2 separate regions of the Homo sapiens genome follow, and region 1 is linked to region 2. Evidence: read pairs that join two places in POLR2A ChIA-PET (ENCODE). Cell type or tissue: GM12878. All regions are shown on one strand. Each heading gives the region's core, and the rest is flanking DNA. Links, peaks and the distances in the headings are about the cores only. Region 1 overlaps ENOX1 (ecto-NOX disulfide-thiol exchanger 1). Region 2 holds the start of ENOX1-AS2 (ENOX1 antisense RNA 2).

What was found. Peaks named below come from ENCODE experiments on the same cell type or tissue, not always from the same donor. Only the 100,000 strongest peaks of a DNase experiment are listed, where the experiment ranks them.
Region 1: POLR2A ChIA-PET joins it to region 2 with 5 read pairs; 2 of 35 experiments call an interaction of 5 or more read pairs at or near these places.

What each region holds. Positions count from the first base shown.
Region 1 is chr13:43,753,604-43,761,944 of GRCh38, reverse strand. All of the region lies in intron 1 of ENOX1 (ecto-NOX disulfide-thiol exchanger 1), which reads left to right. Among named protein-coding and RNA genes, the nearest start is that of ENOX1, 29 kb to the left of the region's middle. In GM12878, for the core only: no CTCF peak of the experiment used is centred there; DNase peaks (open chromatin) are centred at 2,934 and 4,564.
Region 2 is chr13:43,443,501-43,451,841 of GRCh38, reverse strand. All of the region lies in intron 3 of ENOX1 (ecto-NOX disulfide-thiol exchanger 1), which reads left to right. ENOX1-AS2 (ENOX1 antisense RNA 2) reads right to left here and starts at 2,990. Exons shown (of 4, transcript NR_120399.1): 1 at 2,894-2,990. In GM12878, for the core only: no CTCF peak of the experiment used is centred there; no DNase peak of the experiment used is centred there.

The DNA of each region.
Region 1 (8,341 bases), core at 67-8,066, 310 kb before region 2:
ATTAATTATATTTGTAGGAGGAGGCAGCATGACCCTAGAGAAGAGCAGAGACACACTTTTATTTTATTTTATTGTTTTTTATTGCTCTTTCTCTTCCTGTTCTACAGCTGACTACTTGGAATGATCTTTCCAATTCCTTTCCTGTAAAAGTTTGTAATATTTTACTAATTGGAGCTGGAAGGAGACACAGATTTGGCTTAAAGCTGCAAGAACATGGTGAGCACTTTAAAATGTTATATTCCAAGAATCCTGAGTAAATTCAGCAGATGCAGAGGCGAAGAAGGAGGACCTACAGTCCCTCAAGTTGAAGAGCAAGGAAAGGCTCTCCCAACAAAATGAAATTCTTCTGAAAACAATCTAGTCTCATGCTGAAAAGTGAGCAGACATCCAGAGATAGTGGGCAGGGAGTTGATATTTGTAACATGCTAATGCAGAGTCATTTCTGTGGAAGTGTGTAGGTAGTTTTTTATACTCTCACAGAACAGTGTGTTTTTTCTCTGTATAAAAAGTGCTCTGAGAGTTACTGCATTTATCTGAAGTAATTTCAAGGTGTTTGGAAATGTGATGAGTCCATGTGGCAAATTTAGAAACATGAGGGTATTTTCTTTATCGTCTGAGGTAGTTCCATGTGTTTTTGTATGAAATAAAGGTGGTTTCCTTCAGATTGAAAATGTCTATTAAAAATTTTCACTGGTTTTAGTGCTGAGGAATTTGCATTCTCTTGCCTCAATTTTTCTATACCTGAGGGGAAAATTAGGTATCTTGTGGGCATCTCTGCTCCGGGAGCATTGTTTCCTGGAAGGAGAATGAGGACAGGAAGGCAGGAAGACCTTTGGGCCTCTTTCTGTGACTTTGGGCAGCTCACTTAGAATCTTGGTGGTCTCAGCTTCCCTCTCAAAATAATAATAATTGTACTTGCCTTTTTCATATCCCAGGAATTTAGGGAAAATAAGGGAGATAATAGTACAAATGTTTGAGCTTCTTCTAGGGAAAATTCTGTATAATCCTAATCATAATTGACATAATGCTCATTGCCAGGCAGGTGGCATCTGCTTGCTTGTTTGCTTGTTTTTTTTTTTTTTTTCCACTTTAATGCTTTTGGAATATCTGTGATCCTGGAATAAAGTCAGGAAAGTGCAGTGCCTCTTGTCCCACTGAAAATATTTTCCACAAATTCTGTGCATGTGAACTTTGTTTTGGGCAAAGAGTCTTTTTACTTTATATATGATGACAGTTGTTTGGATTCCCTTGGAAATTTTTATTTATGTTCCAGCTTATAAAATGCAAGGAGAAGAACAATTTAGCTGAAGAGAGCAGGATAGAAGGGAGGGATGATGGCAGAGGTGGGCAGTGTGGACAAGTGCTAATGGAGTCAACGGGCCCTAAAGAAAACAGAATGCATCACTGATCCAGGGATGTTTAGTGTGGGGCAAACATGCACACGTTGGGTTCCAGGCATTCGGGGGAGGGCATGGACAGATGGCAGGGGACAGCATGCAGTGGGAGTTCTGTTCCTCTACATCCCTCAGAGAGTTCTGTGTCTTCCTGGTATAAATACATAGTACTAACATTCATGAGGATTACCAGGAGCACTGAAAATAGTATAAATTACAATCATTTGTCTATTTTAGTGATTCAGGGCAGTACCTAATGTTGCATTTTAGAAGGACTTGGTTTTAGAAATGTTAAATAAACCTTTAGTACAAGGTGATACATTCTAGCCTTCTACAAAGTGCACTTAGACCAGGATATTCTTTCATGATGGCAGACAAATGAGGAGTTTCTTTTCATTATCTAATGAAAAAAGAGTTGGTCTATATTTTCTCAGTGTATTCCTATAGGGAAGAGAGTCTTATTGTTGATAACCTTTCAGACAAGTAGATGCTTCTGCATCCTATGAGGTATTCCCAAAGCCCCTCTTTAATCTCCACCATTGTGCATAATTTTGTGATAATGAAGCAGTTATTTTCTTCTCTTGATAGACATTTTATGAAGGCAGAGACTATGCCACTCTTGCTTACAGTTGTAGCTCCAGCATCTAACATGGTGTCTTAACACATAGAAGATGCTCAGTAATTACTTGTTAAATGAATGGATGGGTGGGTGGATATGCCCTAATATGATGCAGCTTGATTATGCTGTAGTCTGGCTGGATTAAGACATCATCCAAGAAGTAAATACAGTATCTTTAACTGTTGCCTGTATCTACACACTGAAGAGACATCTTCCAAGGTGATGAAAAAAAGTCATACCTTTGAAAATCATTAAACTCTTATTTTTAAAATGTTTATCAAATGATTCTGATGTGCAGTTTAGAGTGTCATCCTCTGATTTAGAGTTAAACAATTATATTTTACTCTGCAAGATAGTGGCTTCATCACTAGAAGTTAAGAAAACAACTTTATCAGATATTGTGGAGACTGTTTCAGTATAGCATGAGGGGTTGAAAAAGTTCAGTGAGTTAAGTTCTAATTTAACTCCGAGGTTCTATGACTCTTTGGATATATGTTTACTTACATAGCTTTATAGAAACTGATCAGTTCAAGCAGCTGGGAGCAGTGGCTCACATCTGTAATCCCAGAACTTTGGGAGGCTGAGGCAGGTGGATCACTTGAGGTCAGGAGTTTGAGATCAGCATGGCCAACATGGTGAAACCGTGTCTCTACTAAAAATACAAAAAATTAGCCGGGCGTGGTGGCAGGCGCCTGTAATCCCAGCTATTTAGGAGGCTCAGGCAGGAACAGCTTGAACCCAGGAGGCAGAGGTTGCAGTGAGCCAAGATGGCACCACTGCACTCTAGCCTGTGTGACACAGAGAGACTCAGTCTCAAAAAAAAAAAAAAAAAAAGAAACTTATCAGTTCCAGGGGCCAGGTTTTCACTTACTTAACTTTCTGTTTCATTCTCTAGCTGTTTGTAAGGTAGAGCTGTTTTTCTTGGTTTTCTAGACCTTGAGCAAACAGAGCGTCCTTTCCTTTGCTCAGACTGCTGTCTGCCTTGCTGCCATCCCTGCCAAATCTGGTAGAACTTTAACAAATAAAATTTTGAATTTATGACTATGTTTATTGACTGTTGTTACTATTACTACAAATATCAACAGTAACATTTATTGAATACTAATCATGCACTAAGAATACTGTAAACATCATTTAATCGTCTAATTTAAGCCTCATTAAGTCCTATTTTCCCCCATTTTACAGATAAGGAAACCAGGGCTTAGGATTAGTAACCTGCCCAAAGCCATTCAGGTAATTAGTTTAAATTAAACTTATTTTGAGATATAGATTCCTACACAGCTATAAGAAATAATGCAAAGAGATTCCTTGTACTTAATTTCTCCAAATAGTCATATCTTACAAAACTGTAGTGCAATATCACAGTCAGGATACTGACATAGATACAGGACACTTTCATCCAACAGGGATCCTCATGCTGGCCTTCTATGCACATCCACCTTCCTCTCTTCTTGTCCCTCCTCTGTCTGTGAACTGGCAACAGATCTGTTCACCATTTCTATAATTTTGTCATGTCAAGAATGTTATATAAACACAGTGTTCAGCCTTTCGAGATTGTCTTTTTTTTTCCTCTCAGCATAACTACCTGGAGATTTATCTAAGTTATTGTGTGTATTTATAATTTGTTCCATTTTATTGCTGAGGAGTAATCCAGGTTTTTAAACATTTATCTGTTTTTTGTTTTTTTGTTTTTTTTTGAGAGGAGTCTCACTCTGTCACCCAGGCTGGAGTGCAGTGATGTGATCTTGGCTCACTGCAACCTCTGCCTCCTAGCTTCAAGCAATTCTTCTGCCTCAGCCTCTTGAGTAGCTGGGATTATAGGCACACACCACCACACCTGGGTAATTTTTGTATTTTTAGTAGAGATTGGGTTTCAACCATGTTGGCCAGGCTGGTCTGGAACTCCTGACCTGAAGTAATCTGCTTGCCTTGGTCTCCCAAAGTGCTGGGATTACAGGCGTGACCCACCGCACCCGGCCAATCTGTTGAGAGACTTCTGTGTTGTTTCCAGTTTCCAGTTTTTGACTACTGTGAATAAAGTTGTGATGGACATTCCTGTACAGGTTTTTGTTTGAACATAGGTTTTTATTTGGCTGGATGAAAAAAAAAGTCATACATTTTTGGGATAAATGACCAAGAGTGTACTAGTAGGTAATTGCGTGTTTAGTGTTATAAGAAACTTTTAAAATGCTTTCCGCAGTTGTACCATTTTACATTCTCACTTGTAGTGTAAAATGGCTTTGTTTCTCTGCATCCTGACCAACATTTGGTGTTGTCATTTTTTATTTTAGCCACTCTGATAGGTGTGTATTGATACCTCTCTATGGCTTTAATTTGCATTTCCCTAATTCTTTGCTGAAATGCCATGCATCTGTGCTAACATGACAGAGTGGCTCAGAGCCGGCTGGTTGAGGGTGTCCTCACTCACATGTCTGGTGGTTGGCTGACTGAAAGCTGGAGTGATGAGATGGCCAAGCCACACAACCACATGTGTCTCATCATCCAGCTGGCCAGCTTGGTGGTAGGCAGAATTCTGAGAGAGGAGAAGCTCACAAGACCTTTGGAGACCTAGTCTCAGAACTGGCACACTTTCACTCCCCCTGTATCCTGTTTTCAAAGCAAGTCACAAAGCCAATCCAGGTTCAAGGGATGGGGAAATTGACCCTACCTCTTGATGGGAGGAGTTGCAAAGTCAGATATCAGAGGGAATGGATACAAAGAGGAGCAGAGAATTGAGGGCCATTTTGCAATTAATCCACCATATCAGGTCTCTCGTATAATTATCTCCCATACATTTTTATCTTTCATAACACACATTAACCTTGGAAACAGTATGTTTTAGGGGAAAAATATTCAGCTGGGAGTTTGAAAATCAATATTATATGTCTATGTTAAGAAATTGGATTAACGATGCTTACAACCCTAAAATTATCCAGCTTTTTTTTTTTTTTTTTTTTTTGTTGTTGTTTTTGTTGTTGTTGAGACACAGTCTCACTATGTTGTCCAGGGTTGGAACCCTGGGCTTAAAGGATCCTCTTACCTCAGCCTCCCAAGTATATCCTGCTTATTTACAAACATTTACCTGTGACATATCCAGGATGGCTTTTGCCTAAATCACAGTGGGACAGTTATAACTAGAGAAGGTAATTTTCATCTTTTTTGTAACATGCATAATGCAGACTTGTTCCTGCCTGTCCAATTTCAGCTCAACTGCTTCTGGGATAGCCCCTAATGAGCAAATCCTTACTAAGTACTAGGCACTGGAGATAAAAGAGAGGAATAAGATACCTGCTGAGAGCTCCCAGTCCAATGAGACACACGGATGCACATAAAAATGGCCAGTGGTGTGTTGCATCTCCACTTCATGCACATCTCTCTCTCTGCCTCCCCTCCCCTCCCCTCTCCTTTCCCTCCCCTCTCCTTTCCCTCTCTCCCTTCCCCTCCCCTTCCCCTCCCCTCCCCTCCCCTCCTCACCCCTCCTCAACCCTCTTCTCTCCTTGTGACAGGGTCTCGCTCTGTCGCCCAGGCCGGAGTGCAGTGGTACGATCCCGGTTCACTGCGGCCTTGACCCTCTGCAAGACTCAGGTGATTCTCCCACCTCAGCCTCCTGAGGAGTAGCTGGAACTGCAGGCATGAGCCACCACAGGTAGCTAATTTCTATATATCATGTAGAGATGGGGTTTTGCCATAGTGTCCAGGCTGGTCTCACACTCCTGGGCTCAAGTGATCCACCTGCCTTGGCCTCCCAAGTGCTGGGATTACAGGCATGAGCCACCATGCCCAGCCTTTTTCTTTGGACCTCTGGCACTTAAGTTTTTGTTCTTCTCACCAGGAACAATTCAGCCTCAACTCTTTTCCACTATGTCACCCCGAATGTGTCAACCACATATATTTATAGCCTGCTTAAAGCTTTGTCTGTGGACTGGACTGTCTCATATGACCTGGCTGAGGGATGGTGTTCTGATTTTTAGTTAGTAAGGTATTTCTTTATTTGCTAGTTAATTCTGCTCATCTTGGTAATGAACCATGGGCTGGCTGGAGATAGTTCAGGTCTCACATCATAATTATTTTATGGCTTTGGCTTAAGGTCCAATTATCTCTAATGCTTTACTGGTTTTGCTAAGATCATACCAGAAAGTAATCAACATGTATTCTTGCCATTTTACCTATTTTAGAACTTAGAAAACAATTGTGGATGATTTTATAATTTTATTTTTGTTGAAAATGTTTTAACAGAGGAGAAAAGTGTGGGAGGATATGTACCAGATGTTAGGAGTGGTAGTCTCTGAGTACTAGATTTAATGATGATTTTAGTTTGCTTATCTAGGCTTAATTGGGCTTTCTAATTTTATACCGTCAACATGTATTATAATTGTAAAAACATTAAAGATTTTTTATAGGAAAGAAATGTAAGGCCCACAAGTGGTTATTTAGAGTGAGTGAGAGAGAGAGAGCATGCAGGAGTGAGAGGTGTTAGAGCTTCACGGGTACATGAGCCCCTGAACAAAGCAGTGCCCGAGGCCTCCTGAATGACTGTGACACAACCTGGAGAGACAAGAAGCAGGTTAGGGAATTTTGACCAGATTTCACTCTTTGATGTTATTTCTGTATGTTTTTCTCCTGGTGTCTATTTCTCTCTGCCCTTCATATAGCATGTCATTCATACTCAAAGATGATGGTTCTGACAGTGATGGTCATATGGAGATGTGGAGGAAGCTGTAAAAGCTCATGTTTAACCAAAAATCCTTTCAATTAGGAAATGAGGAACATGCATTGATTTTTTTCTGTGTGGAATGGAGAAGTGTTTTGTGTTCTGGAGTTTATAACAATGGTATCTTTTTTTTTTTTTTAATCTCCTGAGCAGATAGAATTCTGGTGAATTGAAGGATGGAGAAACATGTGACCTCTGAGTTTTCTATTGTGGAGAATCAATGCAGCAAGCAGGAAATGCTGCATTGTTAAGCCAGCATTTTATTTACAGATGCAGGATCAATAAGAACAGAAGCAGATTTAGTTATACAGGCATACATTAATATGCAGATTTTAGAGTCAGGAGTCTAAGACCAGTCACTCAAAATATGAATGGAATCCCAGCACTTTGGAAGACCATGGTGGGAGGGTCACTTGAGACCAGGAGTTTGAAACTAGACTCGGCAACATAGTGACAAAAAATTAAAAAATTAGCTGGGTGTGGTGGCATGCACCTGTCACCCCAGCTACTCAGGAGACTGAGGCAAGAAGATCTATTGAGCCCAGGAGTTTGAGGCTGCAGTGGGCTATGATTGTGCCACTGCACTCTAGCCTGGGTGGCAGAGGAAGAACCTGTCTCTAAAAAAAAAAACAAGCTGCTAAAATTAAAAGATACAAGTAGAGGAGTTCGAGACCAACCTAGTCAACATGGTGAAACCCCGTCTCTGCTAAAAATACAAAAACTAGCCAGGCGTAGTGGCACACACCTGTAATCCCAGCTGCTTGGGAAGCTGTGACAGGAGAATTGCTTGAACCCAGGAGGTGGGGGTTGCAGTGAGCCGAGATCACACCACCACACTCCAGCCTGGGTGACAGTAAAAAAAAAAAATAAATAATAATAATAATATATATATATATACACACACACACACATACATACACGCATATATGTGTATATATGTATATATGTGTGTGTGTATATATGTATATATGTGTATATATACATATGTATACACATGTATGTACACACATATATACATATACATATGTATATATACATACATACGTGTAATGTATACATATATACATATGTATATATGTGTATATACGTATATACGTATACTTATGTATACATATACGTATACATATATACGTATATATGTGTATTTATATACGTATATATGTATATATATGTGTATTTATATACATATATATGTATATATATGTGTATACATATGTATATATACACACACACGTAGATACGTAGAAGAAATACATCAGTTTATGTCTCTGAAATGTCAGGACTAGATTCCTATTAAGGAAATCTGGTCGTAATTGGATAAGGAAAAAAGCAGAAACCAACTGAAAAGAATCAAGACCAAAAGAAAGGTGACGTATTACTCTTAATAGGCCCCTGAGTTTCTCTTATGTGGTTAGTGATTATACTGTTTCACATTTCAGAAACTGTTTTAGGAAAAACCATAGATACTACATATTTGAATTTTTCCCATATCACTTGACTGATGGGCTTAAAGGCTCAAACTATCTAGGCCAAAGGCATAGAAATATAAATGCTGAGGATATAGCTCTATTTCTCCTCTCTCCTGAGCAAATGTGTTTCCACAGCGTGTCTTTCCCT
Region 2 (8,341 bases), core at 333-8,332:
CTGTTTTATTTACTGCTTTTCCCCAAGTACCTAGAATAACCAAATGAATGAATTTATATGAGAAAGGTTTATTATTTGCATAGAAACAGTACTGCAAGGCTATACAAACTTCACAGTAGTTACCTGTGAGCAGTAGAAGTAGGAGACTAGGAGCAAGACTAACTTTTTATTGTATATATCTTACCATGTACATGTACGTATCTTTTTTAATAAAAACACTAGTTTTATAGGGACTCCCATTTAAAGTGTTTTGTGAAGGCTATGATAAAATAATCACTTATTAATAAACACCATTTATTTCTAATTGTGAGACAATAAGTACCATTCTGATTTCTCTTCTTTCCATAAGTCAAGTTGTAAATGGGCCACTATTGAAGTTCATGGGCTTTATATTTTATGAAGCCTTTACCAACAGACTTTTCATTTTCCATCAGAGGAGTGCCCTGTGTACTTACATTGTGGTGGGAGAAAAATGGATTTTTAGGCCAGATACATTTATATCTACTACCTTTTAACTAAATGACCTAGAGCAGGTTACTTAACCAGCCTGAGTTCCCTTACCTATAAAATTGGGATAATTTTCCCACTAGCAAAGTTTGCTCTTAAAGCAAAATAAGACCAAGTATATATATTCAGTGCCTTGCAGCGTCTGGTCCAAGGTAAGACTCGGTATGTAAGGTCCTTCCCCTTTCCTGACCGAAGATGAGCCAGAGAGAAGACCCTTCATGATATTTTTACTTCTAACTACTCAAAATGTGGTCCCAACATCACCAAGAAGTTTATGAGAAATGCAAGGTCTCAACGTTTACCTGATTTAATGAATCAAAATCTGCAGTTTAACAAAATACCCGGGTGATCCCTGTGGACAGTGAAGTTTCAGAAGCTCTGTTTTCATGTTTCTTATAGCAGTGTTTCAGACAGGCTTCTATTAATTATGTTGTTGTTTTTAAAAATTTTCTGTATTTTACAGTGCTTTGACATCTTGGGGCCTTGTGGACTTGGGATGCTAAACCTTCCTGGGTCAGCTGATACCTAGAGATAGCAAACATCTTGCCCATGAGCTCGCCTTTGATATTCAAACCAACCAATCCTGAGTCCACGCCACTACCTGCTTCCTTTTATCAGGCTCCTGCAATCCAGAACACTATTTACCTGCCCTGAATCACTCCAGGGCCAGGTACTGCATAACTAGGAACCGTCCCTATACCACAGAGCCTGCTGAAATTATTTAAATTAGCTATCCTAAAGCTGCTTACTCTGTCTTGCCTGTTCTTTCCATGGAAACCATAATAAAGGCCCTTCCCCACATTTTCCCCGTATTTCCTCTGCCTCCTACTGACCCTGGTGCCTCCCCAGGTAGCCCAGTGTGGTCTGGCATGCCTGCTCTTCTTGGAACTGTGACAAACTATCCTCTCAATGACAGTCACCTCCTGATCTGTTGGCCTCGTCGTACTTGAATAAAACCAAAACCCCAGGTACATTTTCTTAAAAAGCTGCCTTTGTAAACTTCTTTCTTAGTTGAACTCTTCCTGCCATCTGCTGCCCCCCACTTCACCTTGCAAATTTAAGGTTTATTTGGAGAGGTGTGAGGGTGTCCAGCAGAGCCAGATTTTCTGGCAGGGGACGGCTAACAAGCCAAAATCCATGAGGATACTAAGCCACCTCATCAGCCAGAACTTACTTTTAAATAAAGATGATCAGGGATAACCACATAGAACGTTGTAAATCTGCTTAATATCATATGACTATATTGAATGCCAATAATACTCCTTAAGCACAAGCTTTGGACGCTTCCGAAATTGCTATTACAAATGATTAAGGCCTCCGAGGTAATGGAACCATTTGAATTGAAACACACAAACTTATTTACAGCATTCTAAAATGTTAAAAACAAATGAAAACCTGCCGTTCCATCCTTTCATTTTTCACTATGGCCTCTTAATATGGTATATATGCTTTAGATAGAAATAACTGCTGCCAGGGAGCAGCTAGTGTGTTACCAAGCAGCTTCCCTTCCCACATTTGCATTTACCTCTTGTCTCTTCGGTTGTAGAAAGAATCTTGATATATGGAAGTGAGCTAACTGAAGCTGAGGTTAATAAAAGCAAGTATTAAAAGAACATAAAAGGGACTTTTCTCCCTGTGACTCAAACAAACAAAAAAAAAACAATAAGAAGTATCTATTTTAGAAGTATTTCATGTTTGTTAGGTAAGACTGTGAGAATAGAAGATATGAACTTTTGCCTTATGAAAGTTACTTTACTACAATTTTATTAAGAAATTAAAATTTGTTTAACACCTTTTAATTCAAAATATTAGAAAAGGAAACTTTCTATTGATTGTTTTATGATCATCAGTTTTGTTTCCATAAGAAATACGCCCATTTATTATTACCTTAAAAAGAAACTGCAGGTAGCAGGATTTTGCTCCCCATAACTAGCCCTATCAGATTCAACATTACTGCCCAACCAGTGTCTAAAATTTGACTTGTAGCCTGCATAAATCACAATGTCCCCTGAAACCACTTGTTTCTAGGAGGTATTTTGTTTGATCGCTCCTTGACCCTTTTCCAAGAAACCTAATTTGCCCAAGGGAGTCTCACACTGGAAAACAGTGTTTGCGTCTGCTTAGGGAAATGTGCGTGAAATAATGACTTATTTAGAACTGAGAACAGAATGGAATGGAATGGATTGATAAGCCAGTTTGAACAGGCAGAGAGCAACTTGGGCCTCTAAACTCTTATAAAAGGAGCTCTGCAGCAAAGCACTTTGCCTAGACTGTATCTGGCAAGGCCCATCTTCATTCAACAAACATTGTCTCTGTGAACTCTGTGCAAAATTCTTACTCTTATAAATGCCTTAAGGCATGCCATTTCATTTTAAGTTTCACTTACACTTCTAAGATGGTGCGGATTTCTCGATTCAGCCCTGCAGACCCCAGTGTAGAAATTGCTCTCCAAGGTATGTTACCCGTTTTAAACTCAGTTGCGTCCTTTTAGATGGCTGCAGAATGCTTGTTGGTGGCGATGCCGCTCTGAGTTAAAGTGCTTTCTTGGTTGCCAGGAGAGTTGGCGAGTGTGCTGATGCATGAATTACCCAAAGAGAGGGCTTGACTCAGCTTCTTTCTCACTTACTGAACTGAAAATGAACCAGCAGTCAAAAGTAGGGAGGTGACATCTCATCTAGATCAATGAAGAATGAGTTGAGGCAAAAAAGGGGGAGAAAAAAAAGAACTGTACTACTGGATTGCTCTTTGTGCTGCTGCATTTCCTGTTTCTTTTGCTTTTTCTTTTTTCTCTTCACTTTTCTCCCAATAAAATATAGTCAATTTGTCTTATAACTATAGCCTCAAGGCTAGTAACTCTTTGAAATGGCAAAGATGCAAACAAAAAATGCTCTTAAATTTTAAAAACCTAGAGCTAAGTTGATCTTCATCTTAATCTTTATTTGCCGTTTGAAGTTTTTTTAAAAATTAAACCATTGACAATATTTAAATTGGCAAGCCTAAGCTTAAACAAAGTCCTATTTAGGTACAATGGTAATGAGAGTTAACCTTTTTTATTTTTATTTTAAATCTGTCTTTGCACAATTAGCAAATTATTAAATGACCTCTCCTGCAAAGTTTGCAAGCAATTGCCTGTTCCAACTAATAAGAGAACATGTTTTACAAGGTTCATGTTGATTAATTGACAAATGCTGATAAAATCAAAGCAGTGCAAAAATGCAGTGCACCAGCTGCAGCATAAATTACTTCTGTTCAATAATGTTTCCAGTGGCTATACATTTATGGTTTACCTTTCAATAAATATTACTGTCTTAATTGAAACATCCATTGTGGAAATTTATCTCTGAAGATGATTGTCAGGAACCACGGCTAGGACTAAACATTTCTATATCTGTATATGCTTTTCTGCTCAATTAAAGGCATTGATTGCTGTGAACATTTTAAAGATGGATGCTTTATGTTTTGTATGAAAGGAACACAAACACATTTTAATATACTTGGAAAATCATATACTCTTGATTGACCTCAGTGTTCTCTACATTTCTGATAGCTTCAACAATAAATACAAAATATAACTTCAAAACTACTAGCCTTACACCAATCCATCAGCTGTTATGGCAGCTATGAAGGTCTCCATTAGAAGGGCTATAGCTGGCTGTTTTATGCTCATGTACATTTCATGTATGCATCAGAGATGCTTGGCCAGACCCAGATTTCTGCTTTTGCATATGAATGAGTGAAAAAGGTGTCAAAAAGATCTCCTGCATTCTGGATAAAACCCAAAGGTCCAGAGAATTCCAGTAGACAGGGAATGTAAGTCAGGGCACAGACTATCTTGCAGGGTTCCTACCCCTCTCCTATTGTGGTCCCTGTCCATCTGATAGACTTCCATACTCTAGTGCCTTAAGAACACCTTGGCATGTAAATTTAGGGGCCCAACCAAGCTGATCCTTTAGTTTAGACATCCTAAGATGTCCTGCTCATCCACACTGCTGGAAAAGTAGATATCCTCCACCAAGTGACATCGACATACTTTTCTCAACAAAGTCATTTCAGTTCAGCAAATATTTATCAAGCCTACTATATGTCAGGCACTGTGCTGGGCCCTTGGGATATACACACGAATCAGACAGTTTATCCAGAAGAATCTTACAATAGACAGTCATATCCTCAACATTTGCAATGTGTTATTTAAAAGACATCTTTCTATAATTTGCCAATTTTTTGAGCTCCTATTTTGTACCAGGCATTACTCTAGGTGTTCAAGAAATATTCTAGATGTTTTCTTTCTTTGGTATTAATCAGAGGCCACTATGTTCTCATGGCCCTCTAAGGCAAATTTCATTTGCCAGTATTCTGTTTGAGCTACCCCACTTGCTGATTACCAGTTCGTATTGTACTCAAGATTATCGCAGCTTCCAGACCTGGATTGAGATTAGGGTTTGACTGGTAGGACAGGACTGACCAGAGACTATCATTCTAAACTTTAGTCAAAGAGTACTGTGCCCCCAGGATGGGCATGGAGACTGTGGAATAGGAATATGGGATTGTTGGATGAGGGAGTTAAGGACAATTTGGGGCACATGAGAACCAAGCTGATTTGGGGATGTGGATCACAGTAGAGACAGATTAAACTGGCAAGCCAAGGCTGAAGGTTGGGCAGAAGTTAGATGGGGCTTATAAACAGGAGAATTCCAAGTATTTGACTAGAAGGTAAGCCCAGAAGGCAGAATAGCCATGGAGGGCATAGAGAGGTAGCCAGTTAGGAGAGATCAACGCAGGTTAACAAGCGGGTGAGTTAGAGCCATCAGCCCAGTAGGCATTTAAGCATTCTAGAAGATAAGGAGCCACTGGGATGTATTCAACCATCAAGAAACTCAGGTTTAAGAAGAAAAAAAAAAAGGAAATCCTTGCCACTGAAAATTCTGGTAATCTGGGCCACAAAGCTCTGAGCAATAGGCAGTGAGATGGAGAATTTCTGAGTCCAGGCTCATTTTGTTCTCTCAGCCCAGACATCATTAAGACAGTGTCTGGCATGCTGTAGTCACTCCACAAATATTCCACGGAACTGACCTGGGTTCCAAAAGGGAGGCAGATTCCAAAATGAGGCCATTTTTATATGGCAGTTTACAAATTAAATTGTCTTGGCACTTAATGAAAAAAAAAAAACAAGGCACAGGACAAACCCACAAGAAGGAAGATGATCATTTGTTTCAAAGATACCTGCATTGTCTCAGTATTTACATTTGTTCCCTCCCTTGATTTCTTTTCTTGTGGGTTGGCATTTAGGAAGAAGGGAGACAGACTACTGTGGAACCTGGAAAGTTCTGAGTGTGTGGTTAGCTATTACCCAGATTGGAGATGTTTTCCTCGTGGGAGCTTTCAGAAAGAAAGCAATGAAAAGGGAAGGCTGAACTGATTAAACCCTGCAGAACTCCCAGGTTTATGTCTGTGAAGATTTCAGTGAGGAGCCAGAGCTTAGCTGAATTGCTTGCGTCACACCCAGAATCTCTTCTTATCTCCCAGGAAGGGGCTGCCTGATGACCTGCATCCCAGGAGGCTCTTTTGCTTTTGGTGATAGCTGCCAGTAAAAATAATAGGAAAGATTGTTCCATGTGCCCTTGGTAATGGTCCTATTATGCTGGTGTTGTACATCACACATAAAAGTTGTAAAACACAGTCTTTTAAAAAATGCCCTCTTTGAAAAAGTTGGGTCATTGAGATCCAACAAAAACCACCTGAGCAGGATCCATGCCCTTCAATCGCCATTCAGAACCCCCAAGCCAGGAAAGACCTGAGCGCCATTCCTCATTCTGCAGTCCTGGACCATGTTCCCTGTTTTAACACTAGATGGGACATTGTTGTTATTGCAGTGGCTTTTTTAAAAAAAAGAAATGTATAAGACCCAGAAAGTGGGCCGGGGGCAGTGGCTCACACCTGTAATCCCAGCACTTTGGGAGGCCAAGGCGGGCAGATCACGAGGTCAGGAGATCAAGACCATCCTGGCTAACACGGTGAAACCCCATCTCTACTAAAAATACAAAAAATTAGCCAGGCGTGGTGGTGGGTGCCTGTAGTCCCAGCTACTTGGGAGGCTGAGGCAGGAGAATGGTGTGAACCCAGGAGGTGGAGCTTGCAGTGAGCCGAGATCGTGCCACTGTGCCCCAGCCTGGGCAACAAAGCAAGACTCCGTATCAAAAAAAAAAAAAAAACCCAGAAAGAAGGAAACATTTCTCTAGAACATAGTATTGTTCTATAGAATCAGAAAGCACTGGAGCAGAAAACAGCCAGGAAAAGAGTCCAGTCCAGTCCTTGCTTCTCATTCTTACTTGAGAAAACTGTGACCAGCCCGAGTTCACATAGTGGGTCAGTGGCAGACCCAGAACTGGAAGCCAGAACCCAGGTCTCCCTAGCCCAGGGCAGCTTCTGCCCCCTGCCTCGTGGCCACATGCCCAGGGAAGAGGTACGGGTGGCACGTGGATCCAACAAACCATCTTCTTTTATACAGAGAATAATAAAAGAGTGAAATCCCCAAGGCTTGTCCTCCTGAATACATCCCTCCTACAACTTGACTCTGTATGTAGAACTCAAAGAAAGGTGAACAATGAACACAATTCAGTTTTTGTACCTCTCTTATACACGTTTTTTAAATGCCAATATGAATGAATTAACTTGATTTTTTTAAAATGTGAATAAATGAAATATGTTTCTAGCTAACTTAAGAATTTGAAATTCTGGTTTAGTTAGGCACTGTGAAACGGGTCACAGTCTGTCTTCTTGGTCTTCTCAGCCATTTACCGGCCATCTTCATTTGAGCTATTGTCACCCCTGGCCTTTTCCTAGAACCCAGCTGAAGACAAGGGATGTCCCAGAACTTTTTTCTCTCTCCAGGTCCACCCAGGGGACCTTGCTTTTCTACTCTTCCTTTGCCGTCTGTGAAAGAAGTAGAATATGAAGCCTGCAGCTCAGCCTTCACCTCCACTCACACCAGTGTGATTAAATTATTGAAAGAAAATGATCCGCTCTCCTTGCTCTCCTTGCTGATGACTAACAGGTCCCAGCTCAGAGCAAATTCCTCGCAGACCCTGTAGTTGATAGGCCTGGCAGACTGTGTTTTAGCAGACTCTTTCTTAAGAAGGTTAAGGCTTATGTTTTAAGCAGACTGAAAAGGGGTGCTATTGCAGTCTGCTTAAAACACTTTTGCTTTTCCTCAATTCACTGGTAGCTCCCCCGACCCCACTCACAGGCCTACAGTGCTAATTCTAATCTTTAGTTCAGTTACTGCAGCGTTCTCACTTTCTCTGTGGCTACCAAAGTACTTCACATCCTCTTCTTACTACCTGTACTTCCTAAACAGCTAGGATCCGTGGGAGAAGAGCAGGCTAGTCATAAAGAAACAATCTAGATTGTAATTTTTGCTTCTTGTTAGACATTGCACACTTAAACCTTTTTGAAGTAAAACGCTTCTAAAAGTCAAATCTGAAAAACTTGGCATGTGTGGATAATTGTTTTTTCTTCACTTGGAATGCCTCTCCTTCGCCTGGTCTGATCCTATTCTTCCTTTACAACCAGCTCAAATGTCACCTCCTCGGGTGAGCTTCCACTCTCCCTACATGCAGGTTGCCTTCCAGGATCCTCGCTCTTTACTCCGTGTGCTGCCAAAGCCTCTTATTCCCACCACCGGGATATACCAGTTATCTCAAGTACATTATAATCAGTTATATACGTGTCTGTCCTGCCAGCACAGTTGTGGACTCCTTAACAAGAGGGACAGTGGATGGTGCCTGATTCACCTTGCATCACGCAGGCAGAGCATAGTAGATGATGTACATCGGGA